Linked DNA regions of Homo sapiens: all the other regions are linked to region 1. Evidence: chromatin loops called from intact Hi-C (ENCODE). Cell type or tissue: GM12878. All regions are shown on one strand. Region 1 holds the start of LOC105378052 (a long non-coding RNA gene). Region 2 overlaps IYD (iodotyrosine deiodinase). Region 3 overlaps NUP43 (nucleoporin 43). Region 4 holds the start of ULBP3 (UL16 binding protein 3). Region 5 overlaps RAET1L (retinoic acid early transcript 1L).

Region 1 (5,000 bases):
GGTGGGAGTGTAAATTAGTTCAACCATTGTGGAAGACAGTGTGGTGATTCGTCAAGAATCTAGAACGAGTAATACCGTTTGACACAGCAATCCCATTACTGGGTGTATACCCAAAGGATCATAAATCATTCTACTATAAAAACACATACACAGGTATGTTTATTGCAGCACTATTTACAATAGCAAAGACTTGGAACCAACCTGAATGGCTATCAATAATAGACCAGATAAAGAAAACGTGGCACATATATACCAGGCAATAGTATGCAGCCATAAAAAAGAATGAATTCAGGCCGGGCGCGGTGGCTCACGCCTGTACTACCAGCACTTTGGGAGGCCAAGGCGGGCAGATCACGAGGTCAGGAGATCAAGACAATCCTGGATAACACGGCAAAACCCCGTCTCTACTAAAAATACAAAAAATAGACGGGTTTGGTGGCAGGCACCTATAGTCCCAGTTACTCGGGAGGCTGAGGCAGGAGAATGGCGTGAACCTAGGAGGCAGAACTTGCAGTGAGCCGAGATTGCGCCACTGCATTCCAGCCTGGGTGACAGAGTGGTGAGACTCCATCTCAAAAAAAAAAAAAAAAAAAAAAAAAAGAATGAGTTCATGTCCTTTGCAGGGACATGAATGAAGCTGGAAACCATCATTCTCAGCAAACTAACACAGGAACAGAAAACCGAATGTTCTCACTCATAAGCGGGAGTTGACCAATGAGAACACATGGACACAGGGAGGAGAACATCACACACCGGGGCCTGTCAGGGGGTTGGGGGCAAGGGGAGAGAGAGCATTAGGACAAATACCTAATGCATGTGGGGCTTAAAACCTAGGTGATGGATTGATAGGTGCAGTAAACCACCATGGCAGATGTATACCTATGTAACAAACCTGCGCATTCTGCACATGTATCCAATAACTTAAAGTAAAATTTAAAAATAAAAATGAATAAACAAATTGACACGAGGCAAAAAAAAGTGGGTTTAACTGACACAGGCAAGAGAGAACTCTGCACTATAAACTCTAACCCTGCCCTAGAAAAATAAACTCTAGTCATTTAAAATAATTATAAGGTGTATGATCATAATTTTATAAAAATTGAAGATGATTCTACTAAAACCCTAACATTAAACTGTGCATAATGGAATTTCAGATGATTTCCACCTTGTTCTTTATTCCTTTTTTGTTCCATTTTCAAGTGACCTTTTTTGTTTATCCTCAGGAACTCATTGCTCCCAGCTGTCCCCTTCTGTACCCACCCTCTCCTTTTCCAGGGTCCGCCCCAGCCCTTCCTCTGACCTGAAACTATGGCTTCCTTGGCACTGAAGGCACAGGAGCTGCATTCAGCCTCGGGAGAGAGTAGGACAAGGGCAGGTAGTGGAGGTGGTCTTGGCGCAAACGAATCTAACAGCGCCCAGTCTCCATTGCAGATGGCTGCATTTCTCCACATGTTATCTACAAGCAAACCAAACTTACCCCTTTCCTGATTGGTTTCTCACTCTGCCCAACTCCTACTTGAAAATTCATATTCTTCCACCTAACATTTCTTTCTACTTCTTGTCTTCACAATATATTCTGATTTATTGTGCCCAGGAAACACTGGTCTACACCACATCCTAAGTTACCATCTAAAGTGTAGTGAACAAATGGACAGGAAAGAGGCCGCTGCCCCACTCACTGCCTCTCATTTATTCACTCACAGGGTAAGTACAGCCTCAGAACCAACAGTGAGCTGTGCTGTGGATACTTCTCTGAGGAAAACAGACAAAATCCGTGCTCCAGTGGGGACAGCAGGTGAACGTAATGAGCAGGTGCATTGCATCAGGTGTAGGAAAGTGACAGATGATTCAGGTGGTGGGGAGCAAGGTAATGGAGAGGAAGAGTGGGAAGGGAGTCTCCAGGTCCTCAACAGGCTAAACAGGAAGGACTCCCAAAAAAGTAACATGTGTGTCCTGGCTTCATGCCTTCCTGCAGGAGGCAGAGCCCATGAAATGTACTGGAGTGGTCCAGGGAAAATCCAGAAGGTGCCTTTGTAACATTTTCAAGACAACCCTATAAAAAAAGAGTACCCAAGAATGTATTCGTTAAGTAGTCAGGAGCAAACAATAAATATTTATGACCTAGCAATTTTATTGCCATTTAAGAAAATATTTCACATAAATTGAAAAAGTAGTATGTTTATTTCTTTCTTAAATAAGCACAAATGTTTACTAATGGACATGTGTACCTACTGGGCACTGAACAACTTCTCAAACTTTGGAAGCAGATTGGACACAGCCACCCTGATTTCCTATTTCATACCTATTTTTGCAGGGATTCTTGGTTTTTTATCACAGCAACTGTTGAAATCACAGATTGTAAAACTACAATGTCATCTAAAGCAATGGTGCATAGTCTGATGTTGAAACTATAAAATACTTTGGATCAGTACTTCCTGCGGTGTCCAGCAGATGGCACCACTAATCTTTCAAATATTTCAATAAGCCCAGAGGGTTTGCTCACAGTGAGTTTGTGACATCATGGCGGATGAGACAATTGTGACATCATGGTGGATGAGACAATTGTGACATCATGGTGGATGAGAGATCAATAAAGAGTTTATTTCAGGGGATTGGGGCAGTTCCTCTCACCCTGCAGATCAAGATGCCCTGAGGGCAAAGAGCAGAGGGGTGCTCTCTGGTGGCCCAGCAGTTCTGCCCCAGGGGAGAGGTTTCTCTTTTACTACCGCGAAAACCCACAGGACGCTGCTTCATCCCAGAGCCAAGGATACCAGGAAGGAAGGTCAGAGTGAGGAGGTGTCTGAGTGTTTCAGATCACACAGTGACATACTGCTTGATGGCTTCAGAAATCCTTCATGAGCTGGGAGACAGCCCCAGAGGTGACAGGTGAGTGGGTGGGATGGGACAGACACAAGAACTCTCGAGATGACACCCACTTTCTCCCGTGTGTTTATGTATGTCTGTGTGTGCACGTGCGTGTGTGTGTGTGTCTGTATTTGTGCATGAACGTTTGTATGTTTGTATGTGTGTGTCTGTGTGCCTGTGTGTGTGCATATGTGTGTGTGCCTGTGTAGTGTGTGTGTGAGACTGTGCATGCGACTGTGTGTGTTTGTGTGAGACTATGCATGCATGTCTCTCTGTGTGTGTGAGACCACATGTGCATATCTCTATGTGTGTGTCTGTGTGTGTGTGGGAGTGTATGCTATATGTATATGTATGAATGGTGACTTGATTTCCTGTGAAGGGAGACAGGGACCCCAGGACAGGTTCCTGCCCACCCCTCCTTCCCTACCTTCCTTCCAGATATTCCCTCCTCCCTGTGGAAAGAGTCTACCCCAGTAACTAAGGGTTCATTACTGCAGACTTCTCATAGCTCCCCAAAGTTCTATGATATTTGCACCCCAGGCCTCCTCCTCATGCTTGTCCCTCTGCTGGGTGCCCTGTCTTCTCCTCCCACCTGGCCACACTGTATTCTTCCAGTTTCTACAAGAGCAGTCTGAAATGCCACCTCCCAAGAAACCTCCATGCAACTTCCCAAGCAGAATGAGTCACCCCCTCTTCTGCCCTTTCATAGCCCCAACCATCTCGAGGACAACACATCAGCAGCAGCAGCCACGTAGATGTTTGTTTCTGTACCTGGATTCTAAGTGCCTGAAGGACTGGACATATCTGGTTTCTAAGTTCCAGGAGGACTGGACACATCCATCACCCACGTGTAAACCCAGCACCTAGCACAGTGCCTGCCATACGATAGGGTTTAAGACGCATGGGAGGAATCTAATCATCAGACTACCAAAGGGCTGCTAGAACTCAGAAAGGGATCCCCATCATTTGGGGGATGGGATAAAGGTCTTCATTTCTGTTCTTTCCAGCACCAACCTCCATGGCTCCACTCATCCCTGCTCCTTCCTCCTATTAAGATTGGCTGGTCAGGAGAGGGGTAGGGGCAGGAGCAGCTATACCTGGTCTCCTCCACCATCCACGGTGGGGTGCACTCTTGGTGGGACCTGGTGAGCATGACAGCACCTGGGCCTAGGGGACCTGGAGCCTCCACAGACCCACAGAGAGCAAGAGGAGCTGTTCAGCCACTTGCAGAGACAGCCAGAGAGTGCTTCAAGGACTGCGTGGAGCTCTGGAGAAGCAGGGAATTCAGGGCCCTCTTTTGTGAGGCATGAGAAATTTAGGCAGGATCATGTCTACAAAAGAGGCTGTCACTTTGGCTTATCAATATTTTCACCTCGTTACCCCTTCCAGATCAGAATGGGTGCTTTATTTGTTTTTATGGATTATTGTGTCAACCAAAACGAGAGTTCAGAGTCACTCTAAAGATTTGAAACTCCTTCAAGATTTGATGAATGCGCATTTTGATGCCACATCTATTTTTAGAAAGCTGTGGCTGAATAAAGCATTTTATTGTATAGCATTACCCAAGTTACTTATATGGAATTTTAATCTACATAATGTCATACAACCATGTGAAAAGTAAAAACTAAAAAGCCGTAACTTTTTGGGTCAGAATTGGTGACTCATGCCTGTAATCCCAGAACTTTGGAAGGCCAATGTTGGAGGAACACTTGAGGCTAGGAGTTGGAGATCAGCCATGGCAAGTAACATGGTGAGACCCTGTCTCTACAGAAAATTTAAAAAATTGACCAGGTGTAGTAGGATGTGACTGTAGTCCCAGCTCCTCAGGAGGCTAAGGTAGGAGGATCACTTGAGCCTGGGTGACAGTGTGAGAGCCTGTCTCAAAGAAAACAACAACAATTGCAGCAGAAACAACAACAAAAAATATAAACCCAAGTAAACTAAATTGACAGAAGAATTGTGGGACCCAAATGACCAAATAATGTGATTTTTCACTTTTGATGAATTAAAGGGTATGCTGAGTGCCAGTATTCCCAGAATGTTCCATCTCATGAAATATGATTTCCTCTGGTGAACCCACTCCCTAGTCCAGGTCCTCCGAGAAGCAGGTTCCTACATGGGTTTCACATGAGGGG
Region 2 (5,000 bases), 460 kb after region 1:
TTGATTCTATTCTGCCTCTTGGAGGAATTACGGAAGTTAAGTCCGGGCTCACTCCTGTATTGCCATGTGAGCGTTTGGTAAATAGGCTCTGACTCAATTATTTGCTTAGTAAATAATTGAGGAATTACTTCACTTTTCACTCGTCTGGAACATAAAATGGTAAAATTCTTCTCAAGATCTTGCATGAAGCAAATTACATTTTGCTAAAGTGATCAGGTCTTCCAAATGATTTTACTAAGCAGGTTTTAGTTTTAGGACAAGTTTAACACAAGTGTAGTTATCTGTGAGGCCTTAGTAACTTTTTGGCTTCCTCAACTCCAGGAAAGAAGTGGAGGGGAATTCAGTGTAAGTAGTTTCTCTGTGGTCCCTCAACAAATGCAGCCCTCGGGGTCTGCTCCGGGCGCCGAAGCACAGTCCGCGTGCTCTGTGGAGGGAATGGAGAGTGTTGGTTCATCCAGTGAGTCAGGAAAGTGGATTACAAGTGGCTCCTCTGTGTTGATATTTCCATGATTTGAAATTCTGATGCTTGGCTTTAAGCCACTTTATGTATTTTAACTATTTTCACCCTTGCAATAACCACAGGGGGTGGGTACACAAGAGTACATTTTATAGAGGAGGTAACAGCTCCAGGGGAGGCCAAGTAGCTTGCCCAGTGGCCAAGACAGCCCAGCTCCAGTGCAGATCTTCTAAAGCGTTACCATTTTCCCTCTTTATAGGGAGAAAAGAAATGATAATGGTCAAATGTGACTAAGCTGGTTGAAGTATGGTTAAGTAGCTTTGAAAGTGTAACATACAGATATTCATAGCGTAAGAGGAGCCATGGAGAAATACACAAGTGAGTTTCGTGTGCTTTGGAATGAGGAAGCATAACCAAGCTAGAAATGAAATGAATGGTGATTGTCTCTTGCTAATGAATGATATAAGATATCCTAAGGTAAAATCCCAATATATGGGATTATATGACTCTCTGTCCTTTGACTATCTGTGCTAGAATAAAACTTCTGCCAAAATGTGTGGGCCAGGGTAATGAAATCAAGAAAGATATTCTGAGCTGGAAAACAAAAATTCAGTTCTGCATTTACACCTTACATGAATGATCTCCCTCTCCCACAGAAGTTCCCTTCCTTTTTTCTATAACTGGGTGAACAGCATTGCCATCTGCCCACCTGTGATTTTGGCTAAACCTCACTGCCATCCTTGCCTTCTCCCTTGCTGAATTTTGACCCAGTGCATGCTGGGTAATAGGACCTGCCCTTGTATCTTTCAGCATTTCATATGTCTTGCCATACTAGGCACTTATTAAGACATGTTTATGAAATTGAATGATCCTGGTCAGAAAAAGTGGAATGAGACAAAAACAAAAATTCTGCAGCTTTTCAATTTAAATATAAAAGATGAGTAAATATGTTTTTATTTTTATCATAAAGAAGCTAAGGTAGTAAAAGAGAACAAAAAATATGGGCAAATATTATCCTGAATCTCTTTTCTCTTCACAGAACCAACTGGATTAAAGAGTACTTGGATACTGCCCCTATTTTGATTCTCATTTTCAAACAAGTACATGGTTTCGCCGCAAATGGCAAGAAAAAAGTCCACTACTACAATGAGATCAGTGTTTCCATCGCTTGTGGCATCCTGCTAGCTGCCCTGCAGGTATGTTGAGACATCAAGGGTTACAGGGTGGCCTTATTAGAACATTTCAGCTGAGTTTTCAATTCAGGGACATTTGGAAATTTTTTTTTAATCTAAAGTAGAATTCCTAAGTGAGGTAACTCTGATGTGAAAACTGACTCTGGAAACCTGGATTGGTGACTATGATGGTTCAGCAAGCTGGGAATTCACTTATAACATCATTTCAAGTTAGAAAAATTGGTGTTGTGTTTGCAGTCATCTGTAACAACATGAAGTTTCAAGGGTTTTGGCAGACCCACATGAAGTACTTTGGAGCCTAAAAGTCACAGAGGCTAACTCCCTGGATACGTTTACTGTTGCTCTCAGAGATGATGGAATGACTAAAAAGCCATGAGAAGGGCTCTTCATAGAGGCCCTTTTCTGAGAAGTTTGCGTTGCATGGCATTAGGAAGAAGGTCATGTGCTTTTCAAAAATTCCATCTGCATAGGAACGAGAGCAATGCTAACATGAAATGGAGCAGGATTGCTGTATAGTTTTCAAACTATTCATGCATTCACTCAACAGTGCATTCACTCCACAAATATTTTCTGAGCTCCTTTTTGTTTTGTTTTGAGACAGGGTCTCATTGTGTCACTCAGGCTGGAGTGCAGTGGCACCATCACAGCTCACTGCAGCCTTGACCCCCGGGCTTAAGTGATCCTCCCACCTCAGCCTCCTGAATAGCTGGGACTATAGGCAGGCACCACCATGCTAATTTTTGCATTTTTTGTATAGATGGAGTTTTGCCATATTGCCTAGGCTAGTCTCAACTCCTGAGCTCAAGTGATTCACTCTTCTCAGCTTCCCAAAGTACTGGGATTACAGGCGTAAGCCACCATGCCTGGCCTCTGAGCTCCTTCTACGTGGCAGTTCCTGGGAGCCACTGGGGATAGTTGTCTGATGAACTGTATATTCTAGCAGAGACTGGGGGCTGGGTAGTGGATAGAGAGAGATGGTAAACCCATAAAATAAATGTAGAAAACAAGATTATAAGAGCAAGTAACCATACTTTTGAGAGACAATGGATTAAAAAAAAAAGAGAGCTTCTTCACTATCTCAAAGAAAAACATGTATGTTGAATAACACCTCCCAAAATGTAGTCATTGAAATGTGTTTTAGGTTTTTGGAAAAATTATCCTGAAGGAGCTGGCATTGATTTCCTTCCTGAATCTGTAAGCAGGTAAATAATGGAATCACCATGCGGCATCAGACTGCGAGGCACCGCCACCTGATTGAGGGTCCTGGAAGAAGCAGCGAAGCCTGCAGCAAGCTCAGCTCACAAGGCTGCCCAGGTGCCTCTGCAGCAGGCAGTCTTTTTCACTTTGCCATTGAGTTTGCTGCCCCCTAGCTTTCATAAGGCATAATCCCGAGAGTAGGTTATGATTAGTGATGGAGGAAAGAAAAATCTCCATGAAGCCCGCATCTCCAGTATGGTGACTGGGTCTGATAAGCGCGCCATGCATGTCTTGTAGAGGCAGCTTCCAGAACTTCCTGGTCAGGTTTAGAGGTGGTGATCTGATTGGAAAAGCTGGAGAGGGGCAGGCGGGGAAGTGTCTGGAAGCTACTCATTGCTTTTACTTAGATGTTTGTTATTTGGAGGCTTGGAAAGAGGTCGATGGGGTACCCCTTGGCCACTGAGTCCCCTATCAACGGGCATCAGCATCTCACTGGGTGGGGATGCTCTGCTTCCATGGTTGGCTCTGTAGTCATAGGAACTTGCCGTGGTGGTTGTTGTTTAGAATATAATATACAAGCCTTTATTAATATATTAAATACCAAGAGCTAGTCGTAGCTCTATAATTTTAAAGTAGTGATGAATGTAATGATATTTTAAAATATCTATAACAACTGTAAAATGATATGAAAATAACTGTGGATTTCATTGGTGATAAAGTCATAGATATTGCTAACACTACTGTGGTTTGCTGCCTACATTTATAAAGGAAGAAACTGCTAAATTTCAGTTAGATGTTAGTGAATATGAAAACTTTTTTTTTCAAATTCAAGTTCATGGACCTGCTAAATTCAATCCTTGGCCCTTTGGGGGTCTGAGGATTCCAGTTAAAAAAATCCTGACCTATAATAAGACCAAAGTACTCACATCGAGAGAGTGAAAGATAAAATAATAATAGAAGTCAACTTAACATTAATAATATTAATAAGAGGAATTGTTTAATATGGTCTGTGTATTTGCAGGTTTCTACTGCTAGAGACATACAAAATTCAGTATGGAGTAAAAGCTATGTCTTGAAAAGGACCAAGATATAAAATGACACTAAATTAAGGTGTAAATATTTTCTCAAAAAAGTTTAAGACTTGGCCAGGTGCGGTGGCTCACGCCTCTAATCCCAGCACTTTGGGAGGCCAAGGCGGGCGGATCACGAGGTCAGGAGATCGAGACCATCCTGGCTAACATGGTGAAACCCGGCCTTTACTAAAAATACAAAAAATGAGCCAGGCGTGGTGGCGGGCGCCTGTAGTCCCAGCTACTCGGGAGGCTGAGGCAGGAGAATGGCGTGAACCTGGGAGGCGGAGCTTGCAGTGAGCGGAGATCCCGCCACTGCACTCCAGCCTGGGCGACAGAGCGAGACTCCGTCTCAAAAAAAAAAAAAAAAAATTAAGATTTATCCATTGCAAGTTCAAATACTATGTGAAGATATGATCAAGGAGAAGAAACGCCATGATAAAGTAGAGCTAATGACAGAAAGAAGAAATCAGTTAGGTTTTTTGATGCATGTATTCTTGAGAACAGTCTCTCAGGTATTGTGAAATCTTCGTTAATCAAGGTATAGTATATGATGATGTTGTATAAGAGACCTTCAGCAAGAAACTATATTGAGTCACTCTAGATTCATATATGTGCATGTGTGCATGTATCTATATATGGGTTCATATATATATGGGTTCATAAATATATATGGGTTCAAATGCCAATATTAGAGTTATTGATAACAAATCATAGATTCCAGGCAGATCACTGGAGTTCAGGAAAGAATATTTAGCAGGAAAATTGGCCAGGTATGGTGGCTCACACTTGTAATCCCAGCACTTTGGGAGGCTGAGACGGGCAGATCACTTAAGCTCAGGAGTTTGAGACAAACCTGGGCAATATGGCAAAACCCCATCTCTATAAATAAATACAAAATATAGCCAGGCATGGTGGTGCATGCCTATAGTCTCAGCTACTTAGCAGACTGAGGTGGGAGGATGGCTTGAGCCCAGGAGGCAGAGGTTACAGTGAGCCGAGATCATGCCACTGCACTCCAGCCTGGGTGATAGAGCCATACTTTGTCTCAAAAAAAAAACAAAAAACAAAACCGAATATGTA
Region 3 (5,000 bases), 210 kb before region 1:
AAGTGCGGGATTACAAGCTTGAGCTGCCGCGCCCAGTTCTCCAAGATATCTTGTATATTTCTTGCCCCGGTTCAGGGATCACCATTCCTCCAAGGATCCCTGGTTCCTTTTATTGGAATATGGTATAAGAAACCAAATCTGGGTGCTAGGTGTATGCCTTGCTACTGGTGTATCATGGATTCTAAGACTTCTCTGGCTAAGATTTTTTAGTTTATTCTACCCCTATAGAGGGGTAAAAACTCTTCTGATTTTTTGCAGCTACAAATTTTTTAAAAAATACTTTAATTAAATTTAAATTAATGTAATTTAGTTTTGAGTCATGCTGTGTCACCCAGGCTAGAATGCAATGGTGCAATCTCGGCTCACTCACTGCACCTCTGCCTCCCAGGCTCAAGCAATCCTCCTGGCTCAGCCTCCCAAGTAGCTGGGATTACAGGCATGTGCCAATATGCCTGGCTAATTTTCTTTTTTTTTTTTTTTAGTAGAGATGGGGTTTCACCATGTTGGTCAGGCTGGTCTCGAACTTCCCACCCCAGGTGATCCGCCTGCCTCCGCCTCCCAAAGTGCTGGAATTACAGGTGTGAGCCACCGTGCCCAGCCCCATTTTTTCTTTTTTTGAGATGGAGTCTTGCTGTGTTGCCAGGCTGGAGTGCAGTGGCACGATCTCCGCTCACTGCAACCTCTGCCTCCTGGGTTCAAGCAATTCTCCTGCCTCAGCCTCCTGAGTAGCTGGGACTACAGGTGCCTGCCACCAGGCCAGGCTAATTTTTGTGTTTTTAGTAGAGACGGGGTTTCACCATGTTGGTCTTGAACACCTGATCTCAGGTGATCCACCCCCCTTGGCCTCCCAAAGTGCTGGGATTACAGGCGTGAGCCACTGCACCTGGCCAGACCTTCTATTAGTCTGAGCTAGATACTATTGACACCATAAGCTTAACTAAAGGTTCAATATAAACTATATACTGTTGAATTTAATATGCTTCTTGGACAAGAGTCTAGAGTGGATTATTAAAAGGATGTTTCCACAATACAATTAAATAAAAGTACTATTCACAAAGGACCAGGAATTTTTCAATTATGCCAAATTTTTGATAGTATAACTACAGCACATTTTCTCACAATAACCTTGGAAATAAGATAAATGGAATGAAATGTCAATAAATTAGGTTGTTTTATAAATATTTCAGTAACTGTAGCCAAATACCAGAGATTCATGTTTCATTGATAATTGAGAAGACTCCAGCAGTGGGCCTAAAAACTTCATTTCATTTAACATCTTTCTGGCTGGGCATGGTGGCTCTTGCCTGTAATCCTAGCACTTCGGGAGGCCAAGGCAAGTAGATTGCTTGAGCCCAGGAGTTCAAGACCAGCCTGGGCAATATAGTGAAACACCATCTCAATAAAAATTGCAAAAATTAGTCAGGCTTGGTGGTACATGCCTGCAGTCCCAGATACTTGGGAGACCGAGGTGGAAGGATCACTTGGGCCCAGGATATCGAGGCTGTAGTGAGCTGGGGATCACACCACTGCACTCCAGCCTGGGTGACAGAGTGAAATCCTGTCTCAAACATCTTTCTTAATCAATGGGATGAAAGTGGAGAGAGCACGCTGGGCTAATTATGGAGAAAATAATAGCTTCTACAAAAGATTCAAAGAAAATAGTTAGTCCTTTCCTATATTGAAATGAAATTTTTCTTAGAACAAGAAAGGCCCATATTAAGGATTAAAAACCATTTGTATTAACTTCCGAATATAGGAAGTGTGGCTTAGGAGTATCACATGTGAACACTTCAGAAAGCTGACACAGCATTACAAAGGAATATCATTCCTATTAACAGGATGGCAAGATTTCTGTCATAATCACCAAGGTAGACAATATATGAAAAAGTGTTTATCTTGGAAGTCACACTTAAAAGAAGGCCTCTGGCCGAGCACGGTGGCTCATGCCTATAATCCCAGCACTTTCGGAGGTGGAGGAGGGTGGATCACTTGAGGTCAGGAGTTCAAGACCAGCCTGGCCAACATGGTGAAACCCTGTCTCTACTAAAAATACAAAAAATTAGCTGGGCGCACACCTGTAATCCCTGCTACTCGGGAGGCTGAAACAGGAGAATTGCTTGAACCTGGGAGGCAGAGGTTGCAGTGAGCTGAGATCGTGCCATTGCACTCCTGCCTGGGCGACAGAGCGAGACTTAAAGTCTCAAAAAAAAAAAAAAAGGCCTTTGACAAAGAGCAGTAATTTTTAAAGGGAAAACAAGATTGTGAAAACAAGGTCAATTAACAGTGACTCATTGCTTACTATGGTTCAGATACTGTTAAACACTGTTACACGAAGACATGGGCGCTGTTCTTGATCTTGTGGCCCAGTAGGGGGAGACAGGCTCCTTAACACACTGCTTTGCGCACAATTTAAGTTCTGCACAATGGGCTTTTGAAGCAGAGTGCAATTTAGTCCGGATTGCTGGAGGCCAATAAAAGCTGTCTGGAGAAAATGACACCTAGAAGGAGTCTTGAAGGATAAGAAGGATTTAGCCAAAAATGGAAAGAAAGAGAAGGAAACCTTCACTGGAGAGACTATAATAATCAATTTTGAATATTTGAATATGTGATGAGAGGAATTTTGTGTGTGTGGCTCCCGAGATAAGACAGATAGAAGCAAATTTCAGTTCAGTATATGAAAATTCATTTATTTAGTGAAACCCTGACATTAAAGCGTCCCAACACAAAGCAGATTCGAACATAACAACTGGTGATTGGCTCATCTCACAGGCTCACATCATCAGTGTGTTAACATACAATAGGACTGTACCCTTTTACAGGATTGAGTGTTTTGGATCCCACTCACACACTAAAACCCTGCCATAAAGTTGTATCAATTAGGGCTGTTCAAATGTGAAACTGTATTGGAAAATGGGAAACTTTATCTCCTTATATATGTATATTTTTTGAGATGGCGTTTTGCTCTTTTGCCCAGGCTGGAGTGAAGTGGCACGATCTTGGGTCACTGCAACCTCTGCCTCCCGGGTTTGAGCAATTCTCCTGCCTCAGCCTCCCAAGTAGCTGGGATTATAGATGCCTGCCACCACGCCCGGTTAATTTTTTTTTTGCATTTTTAGTGGAGACGGGGTTTCGCCATGTTGGCCAGGCTGATCTCGAACTCTTGACCTCAGGTGCTTCACCCACCTCGGCCTCCCAAAGTGCTAGCATTACAGGCGTGAGCCACCATGCCTGGCCACCATATGTTTTTAAGTATAGGTTGGATGATAATTTGTTGGGAATACCATAGAAGGGATGATGAAATTTAGGCTGGAGATGATCACCAAGGTACTTTCTATCTCTAAGATCCTGCAACCCTTGAAAGACACTCTATTTGACAGTTTCATGAATAAAGGCAGTGACAATGAACAAATTCATAAATTACGGTGTTACATTACATAAAGCTTAGTTTCTTATTAAAATTGGCAAAACTTGTCAATTGGCATGAAATGTAATGCTGTTAAAATATACTTTCTCTTATGGTTACAAATACTAAGTGGCTCACGCCTGTAATCCCAGCACTTTGGGAGGCCGAGGCGGGCTGATTACCTGTGGTCAGGAGTTCGAGACCAGCCCTGGCCAACATGGTGAAACCCTGTCGTCTCTACTAATACAAAAATCAGCCGGGAGCAGTGGCTCAAGCCTGTAATCCCAGCATTTTGGGAGGCTGAGGCAGGTGGATCATGAGGTCAGTTCAAGACCAGCCTGGCCAACACAGTGAAACCCCATCTCTACTAAAAATACAAAAATTAGCTGGGTGTGGTGGTGAGCACCTGTAATCCCAGCTACTCGGGAGGCTGAGGCAGGAGAATTGCTTGAACCTAAGAGACGGAGGTTGCAGTGAGCTGAGATCATGCCATTTCACTCCAGCCTCAGCAACAAGAGCAAAACTCCATCTCAAAAAATATATATATTTATTAGGACAGAAAAGCAAAACCTTACCATAATTCCATAACTATGATTATTGGAATTACAAAGTAAATGAACACTTCAATTGTCTAATAGCAGTGATTTGTCATTAAGGTCTCAGGTCAATAATACATTTAAAATCTAACAAAGTTTGGAAAGATAGTATCATTAAATTATCTTAAAACACTACATTAGTTCATTATTATCCCTGCAGACAAGGATAAAGATGGTTGGTAACACTATAGGTGGCTAAAACAAAGTAAAAGGATCAAAATGGCAAAATTCTTTACTCTGATCATATCATTTGATTAATCACACTTTTATCTATCACATTTTTAGTTTGGAAATAGTTTGCTTATCAATATAGAATTCTACTTTATTGCACAATGTCCAGTTTGGCAACTTTCAGCTATGCTGTGAAGCTAAACAAAAGCAAAGTTGGGTCTAACAAGCTGAAAGAGTTCTGCTCAAAAACCTATTCTGAAAAAGGAACTTGTCAAAACATTTTCACCTTAAAAAAATTTCAGGCCGGGTGCAGTGGCTCACACCTGTAATCACAGCACTTTGGGAGGTCGAGGCGGGTGGATCATGAGGTCAAGAGATCGAGACCATCCTGGCCAACATGGTGAAACTCTGTCTCTACTAAAATTACAAAAATTAGCTGGGCGTGGTGGCGCACACCTGTAGTTCCAGCTACTCAGGAGACTGAGGCAGGAGAATTGCTTGAACCTGGGAGGTGGAGGTTGCAGTGAGCCGAGATTGCACCACCGCACTCCAGCAGAGCAAGACTCTGCCTCAAAAAAAAAAAAAAAAAAAAATTGAACACAGCTACACATCTTTGTCATTTTTGCTCTACTCAATTCTTTCTGAAAAAGTTTATTATTATTAAGGAAATAAAGTGTGGAAGGATCATAGGAAATACTTGCAATAAAAAGAATAATCATTAACATTGGCAACTGCCACTAGGAAGGTGTATATGCCACATACTACTGATAAAAATTGTAGGAACCCATTGGTAGTTCCCATAACCACCATTGATGTGTTAATTCCCACAA
Region 4 (5,000 bases), 130 kb after region 1:
GACCCACACCGCATGAAACAGAAAACCCAGGTCTTACGTGGCAGGTTGTACAGGAAGGAACAAAATACTAAGAGAAGTGCCCATGCCAGAGTGACTGCAGTATGAAAATCCAGAACAATGTTCACCCTCTGTGCTCAAGGGAAGCCTGGAAGACTCCTGTTTACCTAGCATATAAAGAAGGCCCCAGGAGAAGGCAGCAGACTGTCAAGAAGCTCAGGGATGCCTGTTGCTGAAGCCCAGGGTCAGGGGTAGGAGATGCTCTTCCTGAAATGGGCTCCCAGTAGTAATGGGGATGGAAAATCCTGAAATAAGAGATCTCAAGTGGAGGCCGTCAACTGTCAGCAGGAAGGAGGGTGCAATGATGGAAATAATTAGAGAAGTCACAATGCTAGCTGGGGTCCTCAGTCTTACAAAGCTATGCCCATGGCTCATAGAACAAAAGGGTCCAAGATCCAAAAGAGATGGAGACTCCACCCGGATACTACTAGATTTAAATAATTACCACAAAGACAAAATGCAAGGATGGATGACCAGGAGGCTGAAAGTTGTCACCCCGGGAAATAACTGAGCTCCCTCGCCCAGCTTTGAGAACTGAGCCACATCTCAGACGCAGAGTCCATTACTAGAAGGAGAGCCCAGAGCCCCTGGTGGGCTCCTTCAACCCCACAGCAATTGCAATGACTCCTTCAGCCTCCCCCACAGAGCCAGATGGGTAGTCACTCTGGTAACTGTACACCATGAAACAGCAAATACTCAGACACTCCTAGTGGACACAGTGTGTGATCCGAGCTCTTCCCAGGGATGTGAAGCATTAACTTGCTCCCCTGTTACTCATGAGGTGCATTTGGGGCAAAGTAACAGATGGACTTCTGTGTCAGGTCCAGCTTAGAGGGATGTGCTGGGTTCATAGACCCATTCAATGGTAATTTCACATTTCCTGGATTTCTACCGGGAATGGATAGTGTTTGTAGTTAATGTAGTAACTATTATAGTTTGTGCTGGTCATATGACCTCCCCTGTCACTACTCAACTCTGCTCTTATAGCTGGGATGCAGCCATACACACTCTGTGATGAGGGGTGTGGCTGGACCTGCCACTACAGCTATTTGACCCTGGACTCCCTAAGATCCCAGAAGCATGTGTGGTTGGAAAAGGTGCTATGTGGATTTCATGGCTATTCCCAACCACAGAATCCAACAGGGTCCCCTAGTGCTCAGAAGCAAAGCTGTGCCACTCACAGCAGTGAAATCCCCTCATTTAAAAGTGGCTCCTGCTGTGGTCCTGGGCCCCTGTGGAGATGGGCCTCCAGCTATGGGAGGGCAGTGACCACACAGCCTCAGAGCTGCCCATCACAGGGTGTGCTCCTCACCCTTTAGGTCATTAGGAAGATAGGCCCCACAGTGAGAAGACACAGGTGGGTCTCCTGGGATGGGCAGGAGCAGGGCCACAGGGAACCAAGAAGCTGCACAAGCAGTTGGCTCTGATCCCCAGGACACCACATGGCTACACCCCCCCACCCTCAGGTCACACCTGAGGCTTCAGGGAGGGTCCCTGAATGGCCCCTGGGGACCGTTAATGCTACTCAGCAACAAAGGAGGGGAGCAGTAGGCCCCGAACCATGGGACTCCCCCTCACATTCATCACATCCACACCTCCCAGAAGCCACAGGCAGGGTAGGACACACTTGTGACTCTTCAACTTACACAACTTAGAGATGACACCCTAGGGGATGGGGCAGCAATTGCCAGGACACAGCATGTGCCCTCATCTGGAGTCTGCAACCTAGGACAGGGTCCATTTCAGGTTTCTCTTTTACTTGCAGGTTGCCATTGCCTGCTGTTGCTCTACAAAGGGACGGGACTTGACACAGAGACAGAGAACTCACGGCCAGCAAGGACCAAAGTGCCTTCAGCCTTTCCTTTCTAGAAAGGGTTTGCTGACTCCTGTCTGCTTAGTGACTATTCTATATGACGCTGGCGTCACCCATGTCTTGACCCCAGCTCGGGTTCCGGGGGCTCTGGTTTCTCCTTCCCGAGGACGAGTGGGGCTGCGGGGTTGCACCAGGGATCCCCTCCCCACCTCGCCCTCTGCAGCTTTTTGGCCCCTCCACCCTCCTGCGGTTCTTTTTTCGCCTTCTTTGACCCCCCTCCTGCTCTGCAGGGCAAGCAGCAGCCGCAGGAAGCGGACCTGGCGAAAAAGAGCAGCGAATCGGAACTGAGCGTGGGGGCAGTCCGGGGAGATCGCGCCGGTCCTTCTAGAAGGCTTCCCTCCTCTGAAACCCGCTGCAGTCCACAGCCCCCCAGGTTTGGCCCCCGCCCCGCTTAGGCTCCATCCCCGAACTCACCGGCCCGCCCCGTCCCGGACCAGTCGAATAGCAGGTACGGAAGAATCGCGAGGCGCGGAAGGATCGCGGGGCTGGCGGCCGCTGCCATTGTAGACCAGGAGCGCCCGGGACACAAGGCGCAGTCGATGTGGAGACCAGCGTATGAATCACTTCGGCCCTCGCATGCCAGCTAGTGATTGAGTGTGCTCGGCCCCGTCCGGTCCCGTCCCGCCCCGGGATCCAGGGGAGCCTACGCCTGCCCACGTTTGGAGGGATGCTCCGCCCTATCCCGCCCCGTCCCGCCCTTCCCCGCCCCACCCCAGGCTGGGACCCGGGGAGCCTATGCCTGCTGTGGCTCCGCTTCGTCCCGCCCCGGGCTCGTGGCCTGACAGCGGCCCCCTCTGGCCAACCCTTACCCTCCACCCCAGGCTCCGCGCGGGCCAGGACACGATTCCTTCTTGACCGCCTCATTTAATTTTTTAACACACCATTTATTATTACCCCAATGTAAGCACTGATGCACAGGAAAGCGAAGAAACTTGCACAGGGATATCCAGTGGCGGCTGTGTCCCCCCGTCACTGCCTCCGCCAGCGACACCTGCCCTCCTTCAGCCTGCGCCAAGGAGTCCCCGCCCCTCTCCGTCCAGGGCGCAGCTGCTTCCCAGTCCGGAGCAGACCTTCTTTGCCTCTCCACTAAAAGCATGAGGAATATATAGAATATATATAGAATAAAGTATATTCTATATCCCTTTATGACTTCTGGGAAAAAAAAGAAAGAAAAGAAAGCCCTAGTGGCCTACCGTGATCAGTGATCAAATGATCAATTGTGTTTCCATGGAGAGCAGAAGCCGAGGGAGGGTCTACGCATGCGTGGGGCTCACTTTGCTGTACACCCATCTGTGGCCAGCTACACGCAAATCCATGGCTGCACGCGCATCTCTGCCCTGTCCCTGGATGGTGACTGCAGCCATCCTCAAAGCGGCAACCCGAGTGTATCCTCGTCTCAGTCACCATGGAAACATCTAGATCTGTGGGCAGAAGCCAGAGGGAGGTGATGGGCCCAGTGGCCCTTGGCCGCAAGGGAGGGCTTTAGCCTGGGATGAGGAGTGGACAGAGATCTTGAGTGCCACTCAGGCCCCAGCCACTCAGCCCATTCCCTATTGAATGAGAAAAATCGGCACAGACCTCCCACTCCGTACAGTCTTCATGTTGGGATCACCTGCACCTGGTGATCATCAATCCCGAGGGTCCTGAGGCTGTGGGAAAGAGGAGGAGGCCTGGACAAAGCCCAGGGCCTGTTTCTGCTTCAGGACAGAGTCATGGGAGGGCAGCCACCTCTGTGACTGAGCAGGGACACAGGAGCCTAGAAGATTCTGGCCTGATGCACTAGAGCCCCTGTGCAGGAGGGGCCATGTGGAGGGTAGTTTGGAGGACAACAGACACACAAGGGTGGGCAGTTCTCAGATTTGGGAGGGGCAGAGCTTGGCGGGTCCCAGGATCTGTGTGTGAGAAGAGCCTCCCATGTACAGGGCTGGGGGCAGGAGCCCAGGTTAGTCCTGGGAGGAGGCCTCTGGGAAGGCCCTGGCAGCACCACCCCGAGGCCAGGTGACCTGGGCCAGTGACTGGGGGAACAGGAGGAAGGTAGAAGGAGGCTGGCAGGAGAGCCCCAAGCAGGACAGGAGGAGGGGCTTTTGTGCACACCTGGGCCCTCCTGACTCACCCCTGCTGCAGGCATCTGGCCAACAGACTCAGGCCTGCCCAGGATGGGGATAGAAGTGGCCCAAATGTTATTGTAATGGCCGGGATCTAGAGATCATGCATTCAGATATGGAAGTCAGCTGATATTGTGGCTGAATATTCCTGTGCAAGCTTCTTCAGCTTTCTAGGAATGGATGTCTGCATGTGGAAAATGACAAATGCTATGAACACAGATGAAATGAGCAGATTCTACAAGGAACCCTGTCCTTGCACATGCTAAGGACCCAGGGCAGGTCTCCTATTTCAGTTGTGAGGCCTCCAGCTCTCCCTGAAGTCAGCAACTGCCAGGCCCACCCTGAGGAGAGCTGGATCTCTGAGCCCAGGCCATGGCCTCTTCATGGCCCTGGGGGCGCTGTGATGGGGAGGAAATGAAAACAAGACCCACCATCAAGACTCAGGCATGTTTTTCAGACCCACAGAGGATGATTTTTCTCTCCATCACCTGGTGAGCCTGACGTGATGTAAGGGTGGTTGGAAGCTGAGTGAACCAGTGAATGAATGAGACAGTTGTGGGAGTGAATGGGACTCAGAAGAATAGCACAGGTTCAGAGGGGAGCTGGAGCGGAGGTTGTAACCCCCAGCGGCCTGAAGGTGGCAGCATCGAGGTTGGTAATTTTTTTTTTTTTTTGCCTTTTTTAGTTGTTGGGTTTTATTTGTTGTTTTCCGGTTTGTTTGTTTTTGAGACAGTCTCACTCTGTCGCCCAGACTGGAGTGCAATGGGACGATCTCAGCTCACTACAATCTCTGCCACCCGGGTTCAAGCGATTCTCTTCCCTCAGCCTCCCGAGTAGCTGGGATTAGAGGCACCTGCCACCACCCCCGGCTAATTTTTGCAATTTTAATAGAGACAGGGTCTCACCGTGTTGGCCAGGCTGATCTCGAACTCCCGGCCTCAGGTGATCTGCCTGCCTCGGCCTCC
Region 5 (5,000 bases), 83 kb after region 1:
GCGGAGAAAACCTTGGGATGGTTGGAAATGAAGGATGGGAGGGAGAACCAGAGAAAGGGAGAGGAAGGAAGCAGGGAGGGCCAGAGAACAAAGAGAAACCTCCGCCAGGAAAACGGGAAGAGGATGACACAGGAACAGCCCTACACTCCACCAACTCTCAGTCTCCTGCTCTCTGCCTTGTAAGGAACGCAGGCCCCACCCCCTCCAGCCTCACAGTGTTTGGGGTCACCCATTCTAGCGGGGTGAGGCGTCGCCTTGTGGGTGCGGTTGGCATTTCCCTGAGGTCTGTGGACACTGAGCCCCTTTTCCTGGGCTCACTGCCATTTGCATTCTTCTTCTGATGCCAGTGGGCAAGGGGAGGTCCCTAAACGCCGGTTGGACCGCGACCCCAGCCGGTGCGGGGCTCTTGGCAGCGCTTGGGGAAGTGAATTCGAAGACCAGTAGGAAAATAGAGGAAGGACGGAGATTTATTGTAAAAGGAAAAGTACACACTCAAGTAAAGGGAGTGCAGGGGAACTCAAGAGAGAGGCAGGTGCAAGGGGGTTTGGTGCTGCCACCTTTCCTGGTTTCTTCAACCAAGGGGTGGAATATTCATGAAAATTCCTGGAAGAAGGACAGGGATTCTCAGAACTCTGGTGCCTCGAATTTTTACACCAAATATGGGTATTCTCAGAACTGCTAGGGAGCTGGCTAGTGTGTGTTTAGTGTGTTTATCAGCATGTAATGAGGTCCCAGGTGAAACCTAGGTCAAATCCAGGGCCATGTTGGATCCACTCATTCTTAGTCAGCTTGGTCCACATGCTGTTTCTCAGCAACTTATCAGCCCAGAGCCACTGCAGATATTTCAACAGATTTCTTTTGCTAGTCACCTGAAACTGCTGCCCAAAATTTTCTATTCTTTTGAGACCACCGTGTAGTATACCTGTCTCACTTTGGAGAAATGTCTATTCAAATTCCTTGCATATATTTAAATTGGGTTATTTCCCTTTGTAATATTGAGTTGGAAGAGTTCTTTATATATTCAGAATAACAGTCCATTACCAGATATATGATTTTCAATGATTTTCTCTCGTTCTGGAAGTTTTTTTTTAATCTTCTAATTGGAGTTCTTTTGGAAGCACAAAAGTTTTACATTTGCATGAAATGAAATTAAACTACCTTTTATTACGCCATTTGTGCTACTGGCTACAGGGAACGAGGGGTGGGCAGGAAGCCCCCTGGAGTCCCTGACTCCCTCCACAGCAAGTCAACCAGAAAATCAATTCAACATTCATACATGCATGTTATCTCACACACACACACACATGCACACACACAGAGACATGCAGGCACAATCTCTCACACACACTCACACCACACAGGCACACACATTCACAGAGACACACATACACAAATGCATGCAGAAATACAGACACAGCCATGCACATACACGGGCACACAAAAAGACACACAGAAACACATGGGAGAAACTGCGTGTCATCTTGAGAGTTGTCATGTCGAGCCCATCCTGCCCACACACCTTTCACCTTGGGGGCTGTCTCCCAGCTCATGAAGGAGTTCTGAAGCCATCAAGCAGGCAGTCACTGTGTGATCTGAAACACTCAGACAGCTCCTCACTCTGATCTATCTTCCTGGTCCCCTTGGGATGAAGCAGCGTCCTGTTGGTTTTCACTGCAGCAGAAGAGAATCCTCCCCCAGGGCAGAACTGCTGGGCCACCAGAGTACCCCTCTGCTCTTTGCCCTCAGGGCATCTTGATCTGCAGGGTGGGAGGAACTGCCCCAGTCCTCAGAAATGAACTCTTTATGGATTCCTCTTCCACCATGATGTCAATGTCTCTTTTGTCTTCTCTAGCCCTTGGCTGTGGATCCCAGGTTGTGTGCCAAGGAGCTCAGGGCACAAACTCGCTGTTGGCAAACCCTCTGGGCTTATTGAAATATTTGAAAGATGAACAGTGCCATCTGCTGGAAAAGACTGGAAAGTACCAGTCCAAGGTATTTCATAGTTCCAACATCAGACTATGCACCATTACAGGTTACAGGTATGCACCACCACATCTGGCTAATTTTTGTATTTTTAGTAGAGACGGAGTTTCACCATGTTGGTCAGGCTGGTCTCAAACTCCTGACTTCATGATCTGCCCACCGCGGCTTCCCAAAGAGCATTTTTTCATGTTCGTTGGCCACTTGCAGGTCTTCTTTTGCAAAGTGTCTGTTCACATTCTTTGCTTATTTTTTAATTGGAATTTTGTTCCTGCTTGTTGAGTTGTTTAAGTTCCGTGTAGATTCTGGATATTAGAGCTTTGCCAGATGCATAGATTGCAGATATTTCTCCCATTCTATAGGCTGTTTACTGTGTTGCTAATTTCTTTTACTGTGGAGAAGCGCTTTAGTTTAATGAGGTCACATTTGTCAATTTTTGTTTTTGGTTGCAAATGCTTTTGGTGTCTTCATCATGATATCTTTGTCAGGCTGTATGTCCAAAGTGGCATTTCCTAGGTTATCTTCCAGGATTTTTATAGTTTTAGGACTTACATTTAAATCTTTAATTCATGTCGAGTTATTTTACATATATGGTGAAAGGTAGAGGTTCAGTTTCGTTCTCCTACACATGGCTAGCCAGTTATCCCAGCACCATTTATTGAATTAGGACTCTTTCCTCATTGCTTTTTTTGTTGATTTTGTTGAAAGTTAAAAGGTGTGAAGGTTTCTTTCTGAGCTGTCTATTCTGTTCCACTGATCTAAGTGTCTATTTTGGTACCAGTACCATTCTGTTTTGATCACTGTAGCCTTATATTATAGTTTGAAGTCAGGCTATGTGGTGTCTCTGGCTTTGTTCTTTTTGCTTATGATTGTTTTGGCTATTTGGGCTCTTTTTTAACTCCAAAGAACTTTTAGATTAGATTTGTCTAATTTTGTGGAAAATGACATTGGTATTGATAGAGATAGTGTTGCATCTATAAATTGCTTTTGGAAGTATGGCCATTTTAGCTATATTGATTCTCCAACCCATGAGCATGAAATATTTTTCCATGTATTTGTTTTGTCTCTGATTTTTTTCAGCCATGTTTTGTAGATTCTCTTTTTCCACACAAAGTCTGGCAGAATCACTCATTTATTACTCCATATCATGGAGGAAAAATGAAATAACATTAATTCTCTACTGAGTAATACAACAAAATTCTAAACTCAGTAGGTTTTTGGGAAATATAACTCTTTATTTAAATATCAGTACACAGCAATAAATTACTAAAGGAAACAATCATTAATATAAATTTTTTTCTTATTAAATAATTAAACAATTCTCTTTCAGGACATGGAAAGAATCCCTGGAGGTCTGAAGTCTAACATGATTGTTTTACTGACAATCATGTCAGTAATGAAAGAAAGAAATCATCATTCAAAGAAGTACTTGATTTTCCAAACAAAAAGAGAAGAAAGAAAATGTTGACATATCTTGTTTAGTCAGCCAGAACTTTAAGTGCAGGAATTCCATCAGGTAGCACCAAGAGAAAATTGCATAATATGTTAGGAATAATCACTGGTTAAATTGTTGGCAAAAGGAATCAAGGCAGTGAATGAGCTATTGGGTCCATGGTGTCATCATCATCTGCTGGAGGCTGCTGGACATACACCGTAGGTGGTGGGCAGCTGGCCAGACAGAAGGGCGAGGTTGATCAAGACCGTGCTCACAGGGGCTTTTTGGTATCATCTTTAACCTTCAGAAAGGACCCAAATGTTGGTTTAAGAGGCAGAGAACCCGGATCACTTTTCCACGGTAATCTTTCCCTAGTCACTCTATGTCTCAGAGCCCCCTGCACTAAGGGACCTATTTTTCCCTTGAGCCCCAACCCTGGCGACTGCAGCTTGGACCTACCTCTTTCCTCCTTTGTCACATCACAGAGTCAGCCCAGGCCCTGCACCTGACCAGGGGATGGAGTGGAGGGGCCCACAGGTCTGAAGCTGGTAGTGATGGGTCCGCTCCCTCACTCAAGGCCCTCTTTATCATCTGATGACAGGGTCTAAAACATGGCAAGGGGTGGGACAGACTTCCAAAGAGAGGGCTCTGTATTCCTGTGCCCTTGGCCTTTGGTGGGCCTGCAGGCAAACATCCTTCTTTCCCCTTCTTCTTGAGCATCACCTCACACTGGGAGCAGCACCCATAGTTCTGAAGGTGACTGTCCCTGTTCCACCTTTTCCATTCCTTATCCAGCCCAGTGGTGCCCGTGGAACCCCAGCAGCAGCTCAGATGCTCCTTCCTCTGAGTCCACTCTGCTCCTGGCAGGGCTATGACTGGGCTCAGGATCTGGGGTGTGCAGGAGTGTGATGGCAGGGGAGCTGCCTCAGGGCCCAGACTCAAACCCCACGGGTACATGGGACTGACTTTTTAAAAATCCTTCTCTTGAGCAGCCTCTACTCTTCACCTTCCACCTACTTTCTGTGGGAAGGCAGCCCTGCACTCCCTCCTTTTCAATTAGGTGTACCAAGGCTCTCCCAGCCCCCTCCTCCTGGGATTACACCCAGATCTCTCTTAGCCTCAGAGATGGAATCCCCCTTCCCCTGTCACACCTCATGTAAAGCTACCATGATGCACCTAACCCAATTAAGAGGACTGCCCATGTCTGAATTCCTGCTGCCTGCAGGCCACACACCCTTCCTGAATAGGAACCTGCTCTGAATCAGGCCTGAACTTGCTAAACCTTCTCAAGCTCAACAGACCCTGAGCCTTGGTATGGGCCCCTCCCTTTCCCTCTGGACTCTGAAGGTGAGAAACCATCAGAACTCAGGGCTGAGCTGCCCAGGTCATTGCCAACATTGCCAACAGGCAACACAAGGTCTCATTCACCTGTCTCATGTTAGGATGAGAAGGTCCCAGCCACGGGGAGGGGCGGGACTCCGGGAATTCTCTTTCCCCATCCTGCCTCCTCACCCACCTGCTCCTTGCTCCACTTCCAATTCTGCCCACAGTACCTGTCACTCTAAAGGACTCTCCTCAGATGCCA

The links. Hi-C counts contacts between places; a loop is a spot of excess contacts. Peaks named below come from ENCODE experiments on the same cell type or tissue, not always from the same donor. Only the 100,000 strongest peaks of a DNase experiment are listed, where the experiment ranks them.
Region 2: a loop joins it to region 1, with 8 times the contacts of the local background. A loop is called at or near these places in 17 of 110 quality-filtered maps.
Region 3: a loop joins it to region 1, with 2.1 times the contacts of the local background. A loop is called at or near these places in 58 of 110 quality-filtered maps.
Region 4: it touches region 1 in a loop (2.6-fold over the local background); 18 of 110 quality-filtered maps call a loop at or near these places.
Region 5: it touches region 1 in a loop (9-fold over the local background); 106 of 110 quality-filtered maps call a loop at or near these places.

Annotation. Positions count from the first base shown.
Region 1 is chr6:149,931,894-149,936,893 of GRCh38, forward strand. LOC105378052 (a long non-coding RNA gene) reads left to right here and starts at 2,620. Exons shown (of 2, transcript NR_134598.1): 1 at 2,620-2,886; 2 at 3,575-4,426. In GM12878, a CTCF peak has its summit at 2,443 (motif pointing right); a DNase peak (open chromatin) is centred at 2,488; H3K27me3 peaks cover 237 bases.
Region 2 is chr6:150,392,603-150,397,602 of GRCh38, forward strand. IYD (iodotyrosine deiodinase) reads left to right here. Exons shown (of 5, transcript NM_203395.3): 4 at 1,497-1,653. Among named protein-coding and RNA genes, the nearest start is that of IYD, 26 kb to the left of the region's middle. In GM12878, a CTCF peak has its summit at 3,017; a DNase peak (open chromatin) is centred at 3,014.
Region 3 is chr6:149,721,655-149,726,654 of GRCh38, forward strand. It overlaps NUP43 (nucleoporin 43), which reads right to left. Exons shown (of 8, transcript NM_198887.3): 8 at 2,661-5,000. Among named protein-coding and RNA genes, the nearest start is that of LATS1, 6.1 kb to the left of the region's middle. RefSeq lists a silencer at 2,873-3,075. In GM12878, a CTCF peak has its summit at 2,374 (motif pointing right); no DNase peak of the experiment used is centred here.
Region 4 is chr6:150,066,635-150,071,634 of GRCh38, forward strand. ULBP3 (UL16 binding protein 3) reads right to left here and starts at 2,487. Exons shown (of 5, transcript NM_024518.3): 1 at 2,345-2,487. The coding sequence starts at 2,432. LOC124901428 (a long non-coding RNA gene) reads right to left here and starts at 3,639. Exons shown (of 2, transcript XR_007059809.1): 1 at 3,124-3,639; 2 at 2,794-3,016. RefSeq lists enhancers at 2,162-2,211, 2,232-2,311, 3,509-4,376. In GM12878, CTCF peaks have their summits at 2,720 (motif pointing left) and 4,659 (motif pointing right); a DNase peak (open chromatin) is centred at 4,673; H3K4me3 peaks cover 876 bases.
Region 5 is chr6:150,015,140-150,020,139 of GRCh38, forward strand. RAET1L (retinoic acid early transcript 1L) reads right to left here. Exons shown (of 5, transcript NM_130900.3): 4 at 4,969-5,000; 5 at 3,195-3,716. The coding sequence ends at 4,991. Among named protein-coding and RNA genes, the nearest start is that of RAET1L, 7.9 kb to the right of the region's middle. RefSeq lists an enhancer at 1,807-2,046. In GM12878, CTCF peaks have their summits at 262 and 1,953 (motif pointing left); no DNase peak of the experiment used is centred here; H3K27me3 peaks cover 202 bases.